Regions from separate parts of the Homo sapiens genome. Here region 2 is linked to region 1. A link is a loop called in an ENCODE intact Hi-C map of the cell type or tissue named here. Cell type or tissue: endothelial cell of umbilical vein. All regions are shown on one strand. Each heading gives the region's core, and the rest is flanking DNA. Links, peaks and the distances in the headings are about the cores only.

Region 1 (8,335 bases), core at 144-8,143:
CACCAAGGGGTGGCCAGCAAGGCAGGACTCTCCAGGCCAGGCCAGCAGGGCTACCTGGGAGGAGGCTTGTGGCAGAGGGGCAGAGGTGGGCTACTCCCAGGCTGCATTTAGGACTATTTTGCAGATAGGTAATGGGGAACCACCCACAAGGATAGAGTTTGAAATAAGAAGCAAGCTAAAGCCAGGGCTTTGGGGAATGGAGCTCAGATCCCCAAAACTTAGCATGTAGAAAAACATTTTTGAATCTTACTGGGCATAAGACTCACCAGGAAGAGATAAAAATGCAGATTTCAAGGCAGCCGAGGAAGCTGCTCCCTCAGCAAGCCCTGCTAGGCCTGCGATGTGTTCCCAGGAAAGATTATGGAAGATTTGAAGAGAAAAGCAGAATCCAGGCTTGGGTGAGGTCGGACAGCCAAGGCCAGAGCACAGGGTGGAAACCAGAGAGGTCCTGAGGTCCGAGCTGGCGGGAAGTACAGGAGAAGCAGGAGGGCTGTGAGTGGGACATGGATCCTAAAGCCACAGATCTCTGGGCATGACTTCCTGCGATTCTGAAAGCCTCCAGCTTTTAGGTCAACCCTTGAAATGTGAGCAGGCCATACAGAACCTCGGGGCCTATGAAATCTTCCTCCTTAGAAATAGACTCTTAATTTAGAGTTGAGAGTCCACCCAAGAGGAAAGAGCTAGATTTATTGCTGGCAAAATATGAAGGATGTAACATGATACCTCTTCAAGTCTCCTTATATATTTTCACAGGCCAGGCAGTAATTGCCTCCAGAGATGAGGCCCTGATGGGTTAGGGGAGGAACCCTGCCCACCCGCCCGCCAGCTAGGAGGAGGGAGTCTGGGGCCAGGTACAGCTGTGGTAGGGATGCAGGACAGAACGGACTCACAAAAAGAAGTCGTGGTGGGGTCCACCAGGCCCAGGAACTGGCAAATAAGGAAACCACAGAAATAGAGGGAAGGTGGCAAACAGGGCGGAAGGGAGCCAAGAACTTGCTCGTTACAAAGGCAGGAACCCTACTCTGTTCCCAAAGGCCTGAAATATCTCCAGAGGGTAGCTGTGTCCACACAAAGCTTCCTCTGGGTGAATCAGGCACAATGAGGGCCCGGGATGAGTCACTCTCGTTCCAGCCTGGCGTCTTCCCTTTGGGAGCCTTTCTGCAGACAGAAAACTGTAGCCAAATTAGGACACTCTAAGGATCCGAAGGCACCAAGACCTGCTGGCCTGCGACCAGAAGAATCCAGATTTTATGCCTGATTTGGGGTGATCCTTAAGTCATCCGACTCATTTTCCTTATGGTGAAGGGTGTTTATCAAAGCCCAGTGACTTGTGAAGACCACCAAATGGTGCCTATGTGATGTCAAAGCTGTGCTGGAAGAAGGGAAGGGTATTCTCTCAACTAGTGGTTCAGGAGAAAGAGGCATGACCCCCACAAGCACTCGGAAAACTTTCATCCACCAAATAATCACACAAGTCATGCAAATGAACACTGTGGGAGGTGCCTCAAAGGAAAGAACATGCCCCTGCCCCTGCCCCTGCCCTTGCCCCCGCCCCAGCCCCTGGGGACGCCGGCAAAGCTTCTGTGAGGAGCTCACCTTTGGACTGAGGTCTGGAGGATAAGCGCATGCCAACAGGCCAAAGAAGAGGTGGACAGTCACGGGGACAAACAGAACACTATGCAGACGCCTAGAGCAGGGGTTCATGGTGAGCTCAGCCTCATGAGAGGTTGCAGCCAGACTGGGGAGGGCTGTGGACCAGGTAAAGATCTAGTCATTGTTCTGCAAAAAAATGAAAAAAAAAAAAGGATGTGAAGCATGTAGAGCCACTGAAGGATTTTAGGCAGGACAGCAGCACAGTGAAGCTTTGAAAAAGGCCATGCCGGCCAGATGCAGTGCAGGGGGAGGCTTGCAAGTTACAGGACCAGTGCAGAGAGGCATCCTGGCCATTTCCACCATGCAGTCTCGAGAGAGCTGCTGCAGCTCCAACTGAGACGCTGGCTGTGGATAAAGGTGAATGTGTCTGAGAACACCTGACAGGCAGAATCAGCGGGGACAGACTGCATTTGGGGTAGATGAGGGTTTGCTGTCTCCAAGGCAATATCCTAACAGGAGGAGCACGGGAACAAGGTGTGACTTAGGGCTCCAGATTCAGGTTCTGTTTTTATTATGTCAAGACGCAGGTGCCATCTACATGGGAGCTTCAGGAAGGTGATTGTCTGTGTGTTTCTGGAGCTGTGAAGAAAGTTCTAGAAGGAGATTTCTATGTCAGCTGCACACAGGAGCTCACGAAGCCAAGCTCCTGAATGAGGTGGCCAGAGGAGAGCTCCACATGAGAAAGAGTGACAGCTAGGACCGAGCCACAATTGCCCCCCATAGACAATAGCCATGAGCAGTGCGCAGGGGAACCAGGAGAGAATGGGACCTGGAGGCCAAGATGGTGTGTCAGGAGGAAGAAACCGTTAGCAATGACAAAAGCTGCTGAGACCCTGGAAAAGAGAGACAACAAGAGAACTCCAAGGGCTGTACTAAGAGATCATCCCGAAAATGCTGAAAAGTCAATAGGCGACAGACTGTAGGGACATTGGGTTGCATGTGAAAACAATTGGGGTGAGCGAGGAAATGTTAACCCTTTTGAATATGTGAGAAGTAGGATTGGAGCTGTGCTCAGAGAAGATCATGGTGGCTTAAAAGGAGAGAAACAAAGCTAGGAATTCCATTCTCCATGTTTATACTGCCATTTTGTAAGAAATAAGGCAGTGTAGGACAAGGCTGGAGTAGTCCAGGAATTGACAGGAATGATCAAATCATGGCCACTGAGCTCGCAGGAACTGAATTAAGGGGTGACTCCACAGACACGGAAAGGAGAGCAGCTGGACTTAGTGGCTGAATGGGCCACTACAGGGTGAAGGCATAGACAACTAAGAGACTGGCGGGAAGAAGAAGCAGGATCCATGTCCCTGTCATAGCTGGATGGCCAGGGATTCTGTGCTGAGCTGTTGTCAAGGGCAGCTGTTTCAGGTTCCAGCAGAATATCACAATGTGGAGACACCCATCAGTCACTGTTACCTGCAGACCTGTGCTCAGGACACAGGGCAAGTCGGTGTGGGGCCGGCAGGGACTGCAGAGTCCACTCAGAGGACATGTGCGGAATGCACAGAGGGGCTGTGGAAACACAGAGCCCAGGAGGAAAGGACAGTGGACAGCAGGAGTGACCAGGAGAGACGGAGAAAAGGATGGATGAGGAATGGAGCCCCTGCAGAGAAGGGCAGAGAGACTGTTCCCACCATGGGTTTAGGGGGAGATGCAGGACAAGGTTCCTGCAGTCCCCTGGGTTTGGAGTGCACAGTTTCCACTCGTGTGTAGGAGTAGGAGCCAAATGGAAAGGGATGGAGACAGAGGAGGAGGGCAGAGGAGAAGCAGCTCAGGACCACACCATGTGAGGATAGAAAGAGGGCTGGGAGCACGAACAGCCCCGGGGCTCAGCGCAGGCTGCCAAGGGAATTCTTCAGTTATCTGTTTTGGCTGCTACTCTTTATGTGTGTGAATATGCGTGTGTGTGTTTTCCGAGCTTTATTGAAGTATAACTAACAAATAAAAATTGAGTATTTAAGGTGTACAAGGTCATGTTTTGATATATGCATTGTGAGATTACCAGGAACAAGCTAATCACCATATCCATCACATTTTTATAAGAATACTTGAAATCTATTAGCAAATTTCAAGGATATAATGCCATGCATTATTAGGTCTTCATAATTTAGCTAATAACTAAAAGTTTCCTATCTTGTTTTTCAATAAGGAAGATGGGTATAGAAAAGTCAAAGTGGCCAATGAACATGGAAAAAAGGACAAGATTAATAGCAGTAATTACCCAACATGCTAATTAAGAACTGAAACATTGTCCATCTGTCAAAGTAGCAAATGCAAAAAGTTTCTGCAGAAACATCATTTGGGTTAAAGACTGCGTATCATAGGATGGCATTTTTCCCTGGCTCTGTCGCTGCTGCCATGGTGGCTCTCCTGGCCCCTGCTGTGGGCACATCTGGACACAACCCCCACCCTCCTCACTTCCCTGTGGTGTGGGTCGCTTCCTCTAGAGCTGCAATTACATTTGAGCCAGAGTCAGACACAGAGGCCTCCAAGCCCTGAAGATGCGGCAGGGTGTGCGAGGCTGCAGGAAGCTGCCTCAGGACCTGCTTGTGCAGGCGGGAAGGCAAGCTCAATGGCAACTCCATGATGTCTTAGAGATTGACTCTAATGTTACAAAGAGGAGAGAGACCGAAAGAGCCATATCTGAGGTCCAGAAACAGAGCCAAGTGGGCACTGTAACTCAGGATGGGTCAAGGGACCTGGCCACTCACACACAGCTGGCAGGTGGCAGAGCCGGGATTTCATCCAGGCTGCCAAAACCCAAACACAGACCCTGCCTGCAGCACGCTCTGCCTCTCTAAGTCCACCCTGCCTATGACCAGGAAGGCCGGGTGTCCTCCCACCCAAGGCAGGCAGTGGTGGGAGGAAGTCAGCAGAGAGACCAGGTGAGGGCCTCCAGCACAGCCACAGCACAGCCCTGCCCATGTGAGCCCATCGGACATCAACACATACCACGTGTCATGTTGTGCACAGCCAGCCCCTGAGCAAGGGCACAGCAGGGCACCTGGTTGCAGAGCAGTGTGGACAGGCAAGGGCACACTGGAGAGCAGGCGGCTGAGGAGCATGCTGGGGCCGGGGTTGCCACCAACCAGCCTGGGCCAAGGAAACTATTCAAACTTTTTTTTTTTTTCAGCAAAAACAATGACAATTTTCTGTCCATTGTCATTTCCTAAGAACACTTACGGGACAAAGTCTCAGCTGCAGTAAACAGCCTGGGAGCCAAAGTCCTCTGGCTCCAGTGAGCATGTTAGGCATGATTCATCTGGTGAACATTCTCTTTCTAAAGAGGGAAGGCCAGGTTAAACAAGGGTTTGCACAAAGCTCTCTTCCTGTGGCAAACAAAAGCCTGGGCTGGGCCAGCCATCAGTCCAGGCTCAGGAGAGCTCCCTAACCAAGTCCACATGTGGCTCCCATGAGACCCTCCCAGATGGGACTTGGGGAAGATCTGATGATGATGGTGATGATGGTGATATGGTGTTCTTCCAGAAATGCCTAAAATGTGCCAGCAGAGTCTTCCCTGGGAAGCAATATTGTCCTGGCAAAGCAATGGGATCAGGAGGCCTTTTAGTCTCGATCAGAATAGGGAGGAGAAGGCACCTTTGGGAATAAATGAAGCACCATGGGCCCCAAAGAGAGCCAACATGCAAATCATGGCCTGAAGATGACCCTTGAGGGAATGGAGCTCAGGACCACTGACAGGACACAGAGAGGAGGCAGCAGAGGGATGGGCAGCACTGTGATCCCGGCATCCAGGGCAGTGATGCCAAGCAGCAATGGCCCTCCTGTGCTCGGCGGTTACACGAAGGCCCAGATCAGTGCCAAGCGGGTGGTCTACTGGGCAGGCGGGGTCTGAAGGAGACATTACTTCCTGCCCGATCTTGTTAGCCAGGCTCACATATCGGACCAACCCCCATCCCACCTTAAATTGCAATCCACGTCCTTCTCAGGAAATAAGAAACCCCTCAGTCTGCACAATGCTTTCTTTGCCATGATTTGTATCACCCATGTCTTGCTCTATGATTTGGGGATTATGTTCATTGTTTGTTGGCTACACCCCCACTTCTCAGTTGGAATACGCATCAACTCCAGGAGGGCAGGGAAACTTTTTCTTGCTTCCTGATCTCCCCCTAGCACCTCGAGCAGTGCCTGGCACACAGCAGGTGTCCACAGTACTTGTCGAATGCAGAAGTGAATAAATAGCAAGACAGAGTCACCCGGCTGGCTTGGACCTGGACTGGCCAAGCTGGTGGTCTACACCATGATTTGCTGGATAATCCATGCAGCTTTCCCTGCATAGACACAGATGCAGCCCCTCTGTCCAAACATGATGCTCCCTCTGTCATTGATGGGAACCAGATGGAGTCGCGCCTGTAACATGACTGAGCACTGATTTCAGTAAAGTAAATGAATTACCAAATTGTAGTCATTATAATTTATCTTCATCTTAGTGACACACTTGACTGGCTGCTATAAACCAGGATTTGAAGAGTGAATGTGAATTTACAGACCTCTCAGCTCTGCCCACAGGATCCAAATCTGGCAGAATTGTCATCTCTATTGAACTATTACAACTGAATGGTGAGCTCTCCTACCCCCAGATTTACCGTTAATATGTGGTAACCCAACTATAGGAGCCATCTGATAATTCATCCTAGTACGTCAGATTTGGAAAGACCTTTAGGGTCATCTAAACAAATTCCATCTGCTTGAAACGAATGCCACTAAATCACAACTACCACTCTGCCAAGACTGGGCCAAAGTCCAGCTCACACAACTCACCCCACTCAAACAACAGTCCCACACACAAAATGGAGTATCCACTCCTAAAGCTGAGTCAGCCCTGAAAGGTCTGAGGGGTTGAGCAACCTAGCTCAGGCATAACAAGTGACTTTCAGAACTATTACTCAAACTGAAGAGTGTCTGACTCCAACCCATCACTCCCAACCATTATGCTCACCACTGACTCTGAATTCTGGAGAAAATTGTCAATAAAGATGTAGAGGATTGGTGACTCCTAGGTCCATGACACCTGAACTCACCAATTTTAACAACATTGAAAGCAAGAAGGCCAGACATTGTTGCTTCCTGATGTGATGAAGGTACAACAGGAAATGCACAGCATTCATATAAAGTGGCTTTGCCAAAAAAAAAAAATGTGAGTTTAATCAAGCATTGGATATAACCACCTGCAGGAAGCATGGAAGATAAATCTTCAACAAGAGGGCATTTAGCTAAATCCAGAACATAATCCACTGTACAGAAAAATGACCCATGACCAAGTTTTTTCAACAAATAAATGCATTTTTAAAAGAGAGGGAGAAGTATTACAGATTAAAAGAGACCTAAAAGACACCTCACCCAACCACAATGCGTGGACCTTGTCTGCATCCTGAATCCAGCAAAGCACCTGCAAAAGGACAATGATTTTTATATTTAGCTGAGATTCATTTATTATGACTGCAGTATACTATTCCATTCTATAGCTTTTTCCTTTTTTTATTTTTATAGATTTAGGGTGTACAAGTGCAGTTTTGTTACCTGGATAGATTTCATAGTCATGAGGCCTGGGCTTTTGGTGTAATCATCACTTGATTAGTATACATTGTAACTGTTAGGTAATTTCTCATCCCGCATTGCCCTCCCAACCTCCCCCCTTTCTGAGTCTCCAACGTCTGTTATTCCACACTCTATGTCCATGTTTACACATTATTTAGCTCCCACTTATAAATGAGAATACACAGTATTTGACTTTCAGTTTCTGGGTCGTTTCATTTGAGATAATGGCCTCCAGTTCTATACATGTTACTGCAAAAGACATGATTTCACTCTTTTTTATGGCTGGGTAGTATTCCAGGGTGTGTGTGTGTGTGTGTGTATTATACACATTATATATATAATATACACACACACCATATTTTATGTTGTAAAATATATCCATATTTTATGGTGTATATATATATATATCAATACCAATACGGTGTGTGTGTATATATATACTATATTGGTATTTATATATATATATATATATATATATATTTCTAGAATTTGCTTCAAAATACTCCAGGAAAAATAAAACACAGAGTAAAGGGGTAGATGAAGTAAGAATAGCTAAGTACTGATCATTATTGAAGCCAGGTTATGAACAAGTGAGGTTTCATTAGACTATTTGTTCTACTTCTACATATGCTTAAGATTTTCCATAACAAAGTTAAATTTAAAAAGAAGTGATGACACCCGGGAATAGAATCTTAAACCCCAAAACAACACTGTACTCTATATGGAAATGGTCACGCTCTCCCTTTGAAAAGCTTTCTCATCACGGGAGATAAAGTTACCAACTTAGAGAAACCGAAGGGTCTCAGTGAGACACTCCCCAGGAATATACCACAGAAAGCAAAAGCATAATGGCTAAGAGATAAAACCATGGAAAATTTAAGAAAAGATGTATGTTTTAAAATATTAGTGAAACATTTAAATATACATAATGAACTGGGAAAGTATAAAGTACATGTCAAAAAAATCTTAACATTATCATTACATTTAAAATATTATAAGCCTATAAGAAAAAACAGACTATTCCCTCTGAAAGGGCAAAAGATATGAGCAGACAGTTCGTGGAGGGAAAGGAAAGGTATAAAGACAGTGAATATGTATAAGGGAACAAACAAGAGGACAGGTTCACTTG
Region 2 (8,335 bases), core at 327-8,326, 55 kb after region 1:
ACATATATATACAGTAACATGTACAAAGACATTGATTTTTGCCATTGTTTATAACAAGAAAAAAATGTACACAACATAGCTGTCAGTCAGGAAAAGCATGTGTAAGTTGTAGCTTATTCATACAATGGAATATCATGCAACAGAAGACACAAATTAGACCTATATGTATCTACAGGGATAAATATCAAAAACACAAGGCCAAATGTAAAAATCAAGAAGGAAAATATATGTGAAACATGATTCCATTTGTATATGGATATATCCAAATGTAGTAAAATTATACAATAATACTGTTAATGAATTATACCAACTTAAGGAAAAGCAGTGCTGCTGAGGAGCAGGAAGGAACGAAGGGGTAAGGCCTTTTGAGCTTGATATTATTGTTCTTAAAAATTCTGAAGCAAATTGGCAAAACATTAGCATGCTAAAAGTTAATAGAAAAATCTATATATATATTTCAATGAAAAATATATGTAATGCCCTATTCATGTCTTCTTTCAAGCATGCATATCTATCTTTACATGAATACATAAAACATACTGTTTATTTCTCTTTGCAGTCCTTTTTTTCTCCTATTTCCTTTTCTCTCCCTTTTATTTCATCCTTCCTCCCTGCACCCACATCACCCTCTAAGCCCACCTCACCACACTCCAGCCATCCATGCTGATAACAAATTGTGCTGATTTCCATATTGCCCCCTGCTCTCACAATCATATACAAATGTCCATTCATCTTTGTATATGTGTATGTACATATATACAATATGTAATACTTATGAGTGGATGGTAGTATGTTGTATGTGCTTTCTTCATTTTACTTTTCCCACTCAACAATATCAGAAGGAAATCCTGCTACTTCTCTCTTTCTCTCTCTCCTCTTTTTATCCACTGCATTATAGTTTATGCTATGGATGAACAGAACCTATTTAACAGTTCCCTTACTGAAAAGTGTTCAGTTTGTTTAGTTTCTCTGAACAATGCTGTAATAAGCATTTTTGTCCAAAGATCGTTATCCATGGTGCCTCATTTTACAGGCCCTAGAGGATACCTACATGTGATGGTAAATACTAAGTGTCAATTTGATTGGATTGAAGGATACAAAGTATTGATCTTAGGTGTGTCTATGAGGATGTTGCCAAAGGAGATTAACATTTGAGTCAGTGGGCTGGGAAAGGCAGACACACCCATAATCTGGGTGGGCACAATCTAATCAGCTGCCAGCGAGGCTAGAATATAAGCAAGCAGAAAAAAATGTGAAAACGAGAGACTGGCCTAGCCTCCTAGCCTACATCTTTCTCCCGTGCTGGATGCTTCCTGCCCTCAAATACCAGATTCCAATTTCTTCAGTTTTGGAACTGGGACTGGTTCTCCTTGCTCCTCAGCCTGCAGATGGCCTACTGTGGGACCTTGCGATCGTGTGAGTTAATACTTAATAAACTCCCCTTTCCTTTGGCAACACCCTGGCAGGCACACCCAGGATCAATACTTTGTATCCTTCAATCCAATCAAGTTGACACTCAGCTTTAATCATCACATGTAGGTATCCTCTAGGGCCCATAAAATGAGGCACCAATGCTTATTACAGCATTGTTCAGAGAAACTAAACAAGCAGAATTTTATATTTATTCCATTAGTTCTGTCCCTCTAGAGAACCCTAACTAATACACTACGCTTATCCAAAGTTTTCCATATTAGCATGGCAAGAAAGGTCACGAGTATCTTACAAAGGATTAATTTTTTTCTTGTTTGTTGGAAAATTATTTCATTGTTTTTTCAGATGACTAGCAACCCAAATATACAGAATTCTTGGATCACAATCTTTTTCTCTCACTCCCTTTTGTCTTTCCTTCCCAAATATTGTTGGGATAATTTGGAGCAAGAATGATCTTTTTCCCCTTATAAATGATTTTCTTCTTTCTGGTGCTGACAGGATTTATATTCATTTTTGAAGTATAGTCGCTTCCATGGAACATGTCTTGGTGAATGGTTACTTTCTTTTTCCTAAGACATGATAAGCACTCTTATCTAATAATTCAGATCTTTTGTCATTTCCGGAAAGTTTTTTTAAACTATTTTAAAAATCCTTTCTAACTATAATTTTTTTGTTCCAAAGTGCTCTTTTCTCTATTTGAAGTGCATCAGTGGTGCACTGGAACACATTTGCCTGTTGCTTGTACTTACCATAGTATTCAAATCCCCCTCTAACCTTTGCATACTGTATAATTTCTAAAATCTCATCCATATGACAGTTCCATTTTTGACAACATCAATTCTAATAAACTCAGTAGTCCTGTGGTGCTATATTTGTTCCTCTCCATGTATCAATTCTCCTTGCCTCTCATTTTTTGATCTCTAAGTTGCAGAGCTTGTGGTTGTATTTCTTTAAAAGTATGAGTATTTGTTGTTCGAAAATATCTTATTTAGGTAAGATATTTAGGTACCTTACTTAAGCAAGCGTTCTTCCAAAAGAATTTTCTCTATATCCTGCAAGCTGCTTTTTAAACAATGTTTAGGAGAGGAAATACAGAGTGCTTTCTTTTTGTTTTTGTTTTGCTTTTCTCTTCTGCTGACTTTTCTTTAACCATTCATTTAAGGCCTGTTATCTGCCCCTAGACACTTTAAATGAATTATCCTCAGCTTTCCTGACTGTTTATTTGAAGTGTCTGGAATTCCACTTTAATGTTTCTGTTGGCTTTTTAGCAATACTTCATCGCATTACATTTGGAGTGATTGTTCTAGAAATTACAATACATTTCCTTAACTTTTACCGCCTACTTAGAGCTAGTATTGTACCACCCAACTTAAAATATAGAAATCTTATGACCATAGAGGTTTGGAATAACATTTGAATGCTACTCTTAACTCAGAAACTTGAGTGCCTGAAGTTTATGGTTTGTATTTTTATTCCATTTTCCAGTAGTCTGATGAAGATAAGAAAAGAACTTCCTTGTCTTGAACATACCTCCTAAATTCAAAAAGGAAACAAACCATTGCCTTTTGCCTCTTGTGCTTCCTCCCCATTTGTGAGCACATACATGCAAGCATGTTCATACACACACACACACACACACACACACAACCATACACTTGTACAAATGTAGGCTCTCATGCTGCATATTTATGTTTTTAAAAACTGTTGATCATTTGGAAATCATTAAGATTTTAACTCCTTCACCAGTTCATTGCTGTATGAGGAGTGGAACACACACTGTGCTATAGCACGCTTTGGGCACACTTCTTGCCCTCCCCACGTTCATGCCCTATGTACCTTTGCAATACTCTCCCCTGGGGCAGGGAATAATTATAATCCTCTGATCATCCAACACAATGTGAAGATAATAAAAATTAATTTCAAAAACAAAATTGCACATTTGGAAAAGATGCAGGATTTCATGAGTTCACAAGAAATGTCAGGGCCTGTCTGATCACATCACACCTTCCACCTGTGACTGACTCAGACCAGTCACCAAAGAGTTAAGAAAGGCTCTTGACAACATTGTTGAAAGCTTCTAATGCTTTTGCAAAAATAACAGGCTTTTTAATTTGCTGGGAAGGGGTGCTCTTGTACCACTAGCCTTGAGCTGTGCCCATGATAATCTATAAGAAAATAAGTTATAGATCACAACAGATCAACACATATTTTTTTAAATGATCAATTTTATCACAGCTCAGTGGTAAGTTTATAGAACAAAAAAAAAAGAGTGTCACTTGATAATGAGAAGAAACCTTAAAAGAACAAATGTTAAAGGGCAAACAACCCCCTCCTCCACCACACAGACACACACACACGTATACAGACAATCCTTAAATTCAAAGGCAGTCACTTGCCTCTTTCCTCTAGGAAAATCTAACTTAATCCCTTCAATGATCCCAGGTCTTCAAAAACAAAACCCTGGATTAACACCCTGAATTTAAAATCTGGGTGTCTTGAATGTCTTTGAAAGTACAATCTCAAAAAGCAAAGAAAAAATTTTCAGGTGGGAGAGGAAAAAAAAATACCTACAACAGAGAGAAGAAAACACATAATATCCCAATAAAATATCTTGGCACCTGTATGCTTGGCTGTACATGCACCTGTGTTGTACATGCACACATGTCCATGGGTTACCCTGGCCCCAACTTACACGGGGAAGGTAACTGTATGACCTATCCACACATCTGGCTGCTTCTACCCCAGCTAACTGACAAATACTCCCAAATATTTTGCTATTGGTTGATTTGACAGCCACTCTGGAATAGTTGGTTGGCAAGAGGTTTTAAAGCAACAGAAAACCCAAGGTTGGATGGATTTGCCATCCCCTCCACTTAGGTAAAATGGCTTCCAGTAAGGGGTTGTGCCAGTATTGGCTGCTAGCTAATTTAAGGTCCAATGGAAAATGAAAATAAACAAGTATTAATCCTGAGAACCTTTTTGTGGAGTTATGAAAACAGTCTGTTATAAAACGCATCCAGATGTCAGCCAAGAGTGAGTCAATTGGAATAATAGCTTCAAGTGAAACCAGCAAAGGGCAGCAGGTCAGGCTGTGGGGATTCTGAGGAATGCCCACTCACAGACCCAGGAGCGCACCGCTGCACACCAGCCTGGAGCCTCGCCCACGACACAGAATTCTGTTAAACGATCTATAAAAAGAATTTATGGATCCCATGGACCAACATCGATTTTTTTAAATTAATTTTGTCACAGCTTAAGGGCAGGTTTATAGAAGACCAAGACAAAAAAAAAAGCGTCATTTGATAATGAGAAGAAACTTTAAAAGAGCAACATTTTATTTGACAATTATTAAATTTTTATACCAGTGAAAACAGTTTAATTTTATAAAGACCTATAAAACAATCTCCTGTTGATACACTAGCCCTGTTCTTCAAAAACACATGCCTGAGGATATTTACTGGAACATTTAATATTAAGACCTCTGAAGTAATCTACAAGTCAATCTGTGGAATATTGGTTAAACAAATGATGGTACACTTCTACAGTAGAACCAAATGCAAGTGTTTCTTAATTAATTAATTTTTTATTTATAATTGAAAAAATGCAAATGTTGAAAAGGGTGATAGACCTCCTTGACAACTGCTGTGAAATCATGTCTAGCATAAATTAAGTAGGAAAAAGCAAGTAACAGAGCATTAAACATCATTATTCAGCCATCTTTGCATAAATCAGTCTATCAATCTATGTTTCTCTGATTGTCTATGCAGGAAAAGTTCTAGAAAGAAGCCAATGTTCATGATGGCCACCTCTGAGGAGTGTAGGAGCTGAGGGCAGAGGAGCTTTTCCTTTTTGTGTTGTAGTTTTCTATACTGCTTTAATTTTTCACGTTAGCATGTATTGTTTTTGTAAAGCTTTTTAATTAATTGGTTTAAAAGAGAAGGGGAGGGAAAGGCAAAAGAGCAAGCGGCCTGTTGGAGTGGAAAGCTAACTAATGGGGCATTGGCAATCTGGTTCTTAAAAGGAAATGGGACTCCTATGAAAATACAGAAAACCTCTGAAAATGCAGGAAGTCCAACAGTCACCACAAGGGAAACAGTTTTACCCACTGTGTTTTCTCAAATGAGTGAGCAATTGCCTAAAAATACTACACTGTGTGGTTGCATGTGTTCAGTCCCCACTCAGGATCCTGATAGCATCTCAATTACCTGATGCCAACTTCACTTTAACATTGACTTTTTATTTTAAAAACAAATTGCTGATCTTTGTCCGTGGAAAAGCTGTGAAGTATTTCGGTCCCTGCCACCTATCTGGAGGCCTCATGAGCTGCCACTGGAAACCTGTGGCTGTCAAGGACCATGAGATTTCCAGGTGCAATGTGGGGATAGAAACTCCTAGGACCATCTCAGTGCTGAGCTCGCAAGGGAGCCCAACACAATGAGTGGTCCCTCTCCAGAAGCAGGCATGCTGATTATGTGACGGGATGCCTGGCGCATCTGCAGGAGAAGCCAGCCTGCTGGGTTAGGCCAAATCCCCAACTCTGCATAGTCATGAGTGGGAGGTCCTTGCGACGTGGGTTGGAGTAAGGAAGTTTTTGCAAAGAATGTAGGGATTCCACGATGCAGTGTCCAGTGCCCAAAGAAAGTCGGAACTTCATGAAGCCCCAAAAGTGAATCTAAACATGCATTAAGTTGAGTGGCCAGGGGGAAAATGCTAATATAAGACCTGGGTACAGATAGTGGGGTTAGGAACCCGAAGGATAAGGTGTGAGCAGATGGGCTGAGACAAGTACGAGTAGTAAAGGGCGGAAATAGTCTGTTTCTGTGGCCTGCCTTCAAGTTCCAGCCAGGGATTGGGTCCACTTAAAGCACCAGGAATGGGAGGTTTGCCCTCCCTTTGCAGGGCAGGGCTCTTGATGCCCTGTGTATTCTGGGCTATTGCTGAGGGGGATGCTGGGTCCCAGTGCTGCGAGCAGTATGGGAGCTCACATCTCCTGGGCCGCGCCCTCCTGCTTGCTTTGCTACAGCCTCGGCGCAATCCTTTGCTTGGCTGTGGATTTATTTATGTACCCAGGGTGCTGTGAATGAACACAAACTGCCGTGCTCCAACTAATGTTTCTGTGCATACCAGTAGGGATGGTTAATTTTATGTAACAACTTGACTGAGCCACAGGATATCCAGACATTTGGTCAAATAGTATTCTGGGTATGTCTGTGGGGGAGCCTCTCCGTGAGATTCACATCCAAGTTGGTAAAGTGAGTAACGCAGATTGCCCTCTCCGGCGTGGCTGGGTCTCATTCAATCCATTGAAATCCTGAATAGAACACAAAGGCTGAAATAAGAAACGCCTCTTATCTGACTGCCTTGAGCTGGGACCTCGGTCTTTTCCTGCCTTCAGACTCAGACTCTGGAACTACACCGAGGGCTCTCCTGCTGGCTCTCCAGCTTGCCAACTGCATATCTAGGGACTTTTCAGCCTCCATATGATGTAAGCCCATTCCTTATAATAAATCTCTTTATATAAAGCTGTGCACAGTTGCTAACACCTATAATCCCAGCACTTTGGGTGGCTAAAGAGGGAAGAATGCTTGAGGCCAGGAGTTCAAGACCAGCCTGGGCAACATAGCAAAATCTCATCTCTACCAAAAAAAAAAAAAAAGTTTAATTAGCTGGACATGGTCATGCAGGCCTGTACTCCCAGCTACTTGGGAGGCTAAGGGAGGAAGAGCTTGAGCTCAGGAGTTCAAAGCTGCAGTGAGCTATGATCATGCCACTGCACTCCAGCCTGGGCAACAGAGTGAAACCCTGTCTCAAAATAAAAAACTCTTTATACACACACATACACACACACACACACACACACACACACACACACACTTCTGTTTTTCTGGAGAATCCTGGCTAATACATCTGTTTGTACAGTTATCTTCTTAGGATAAATTCATAAGAGATTTCCCAAGAAAAACCTTCTAGATTTTCACACATACTCCTCAATTTCCATACAGAAATGCTGTGTTCATTACCTTCTCAAACAGCCCTGCTTCTCATGTTGCTTCACTCCACCTGGGCATTGTTCCACATGTTCAATGCTAATTTACCATCTTGTTTAGGATTTTTTTTTCCTTTTTGTGTATGTGATCTGTGCTTATGTCGCTTGTCCATTTTTATCTAGTTGGTTTCTTAGGTCAGGTTGCCTAGGAAAGAGATTCTGAAACAGAGATGTGCATGCAGGATGTCTGGGGCTCTCAGAGCAATGCCTGGAGGAAGGGAGGGCAGCAGGACAGAGGCAGGGTAGAGGCAGGGTGGAGGCAGAGGCACAGAGCCCACAACAGGGGTGCCCTGGAGCTAGGACAGCCTTGCACAGGTGGGTCACACTGGAGGCAAACTACCACTTAGGGGGGTCTTCAACCCTGTAGGAGGCAGCTTTCTTCAGCAGAGGGCAATTCCTGGGAAAGGACTCACTGTGAGCCTTTAGCTGCCAACTTCTTGGCAGCTGGGGAATAGGAATTCAGTCCTGAAGGAGGGATGTAGGTATGGACCACAGCACCCACCACAATTAGAGTGTTGGTAGTTTTCATATTGGTTTGCAAAGCTCTGTGCATGTTGATAATATTAATCTTCTGTCTTATTTTTCCCAATTCAGCTTTATTTGAAATTTTTATTATAATATTTTCCATTCCGAAGAGTTTTTTCATTAATTTGAGTCAATTCTATCGCATTTTCCCTTAAGGTTTCTGATTCTAAAATCTTGGTTTGAGAAGCCTACCCCAGCCTAAAATTACAAAATTATTATCCTGCAATTCCTTGTAATGTTTTCATGGCTTTTTTTACATATAATTAATCTGATAAAGATTTATACTTATTACTGTTGTAATTTTTGTTGCCAGTGTTTTGCCAAATAAGTAAC

What was found. A loop is a pair of places that touch in the nucleus more often than their neighbours do. Peaks named below come from ENCODE experiments on the same cell type or tissue, not always from the same donor. Only the 100,000 strongest peaks of a DNase experiment are listed, where the experiment ranks them.
Region 2: a loop joins it to region 1, with 7 times the contacts of the local background. A loop is called at or near these places in 6 of 110 quality-filtered maps.

Annotation. Positions count from the first base shown.
Region 1 is chr10:43,860,601-43,868,935 of GRCh38, reverse strand. LINC00840 (long intergenic non-protein coding RNA 840) reads right to left here. Exons shown (of 5, transcript NR_038268.1): 2 at 7,009-7,057; 3 at 1,597-1,779. Among named protein-coding and RNA genes, the nearest start is that of LINC00840, 5.4 kb to the right of the region's middle. RefSeq lists a silencer at 1,481-1,775, a cis regulatory region at 4,087 and enhancers at 4,003-4,172, 4,935-5,435, 5,436-5,936. In endothelial cell of umbilical vein, for the core only: no CTCF peak of the experiment used is centred there; DNase peaks (open chromatin) are centred at 1,105, 4,895 and 6,405; H3K27ac peaks cover 4,408 bases.
Region 2 is chr10:43,805,544-43,813,878 of GRCh38, reverse strand. All of the region lies in intron 2 of LOC105378275 (a long non-coding RNA gene), which reads right to left. Among named protein-coding and RNA genes, the nearest start is that of LINC02658, 31 kb to the right of the region's middle. In endothelial cell of umbilical vein, for the core only: no CTCF peak of the experiment used is centred there; a DNase peak (open chromatin) is centred at 4,428; H3K27me3 peaks cover 205 bases.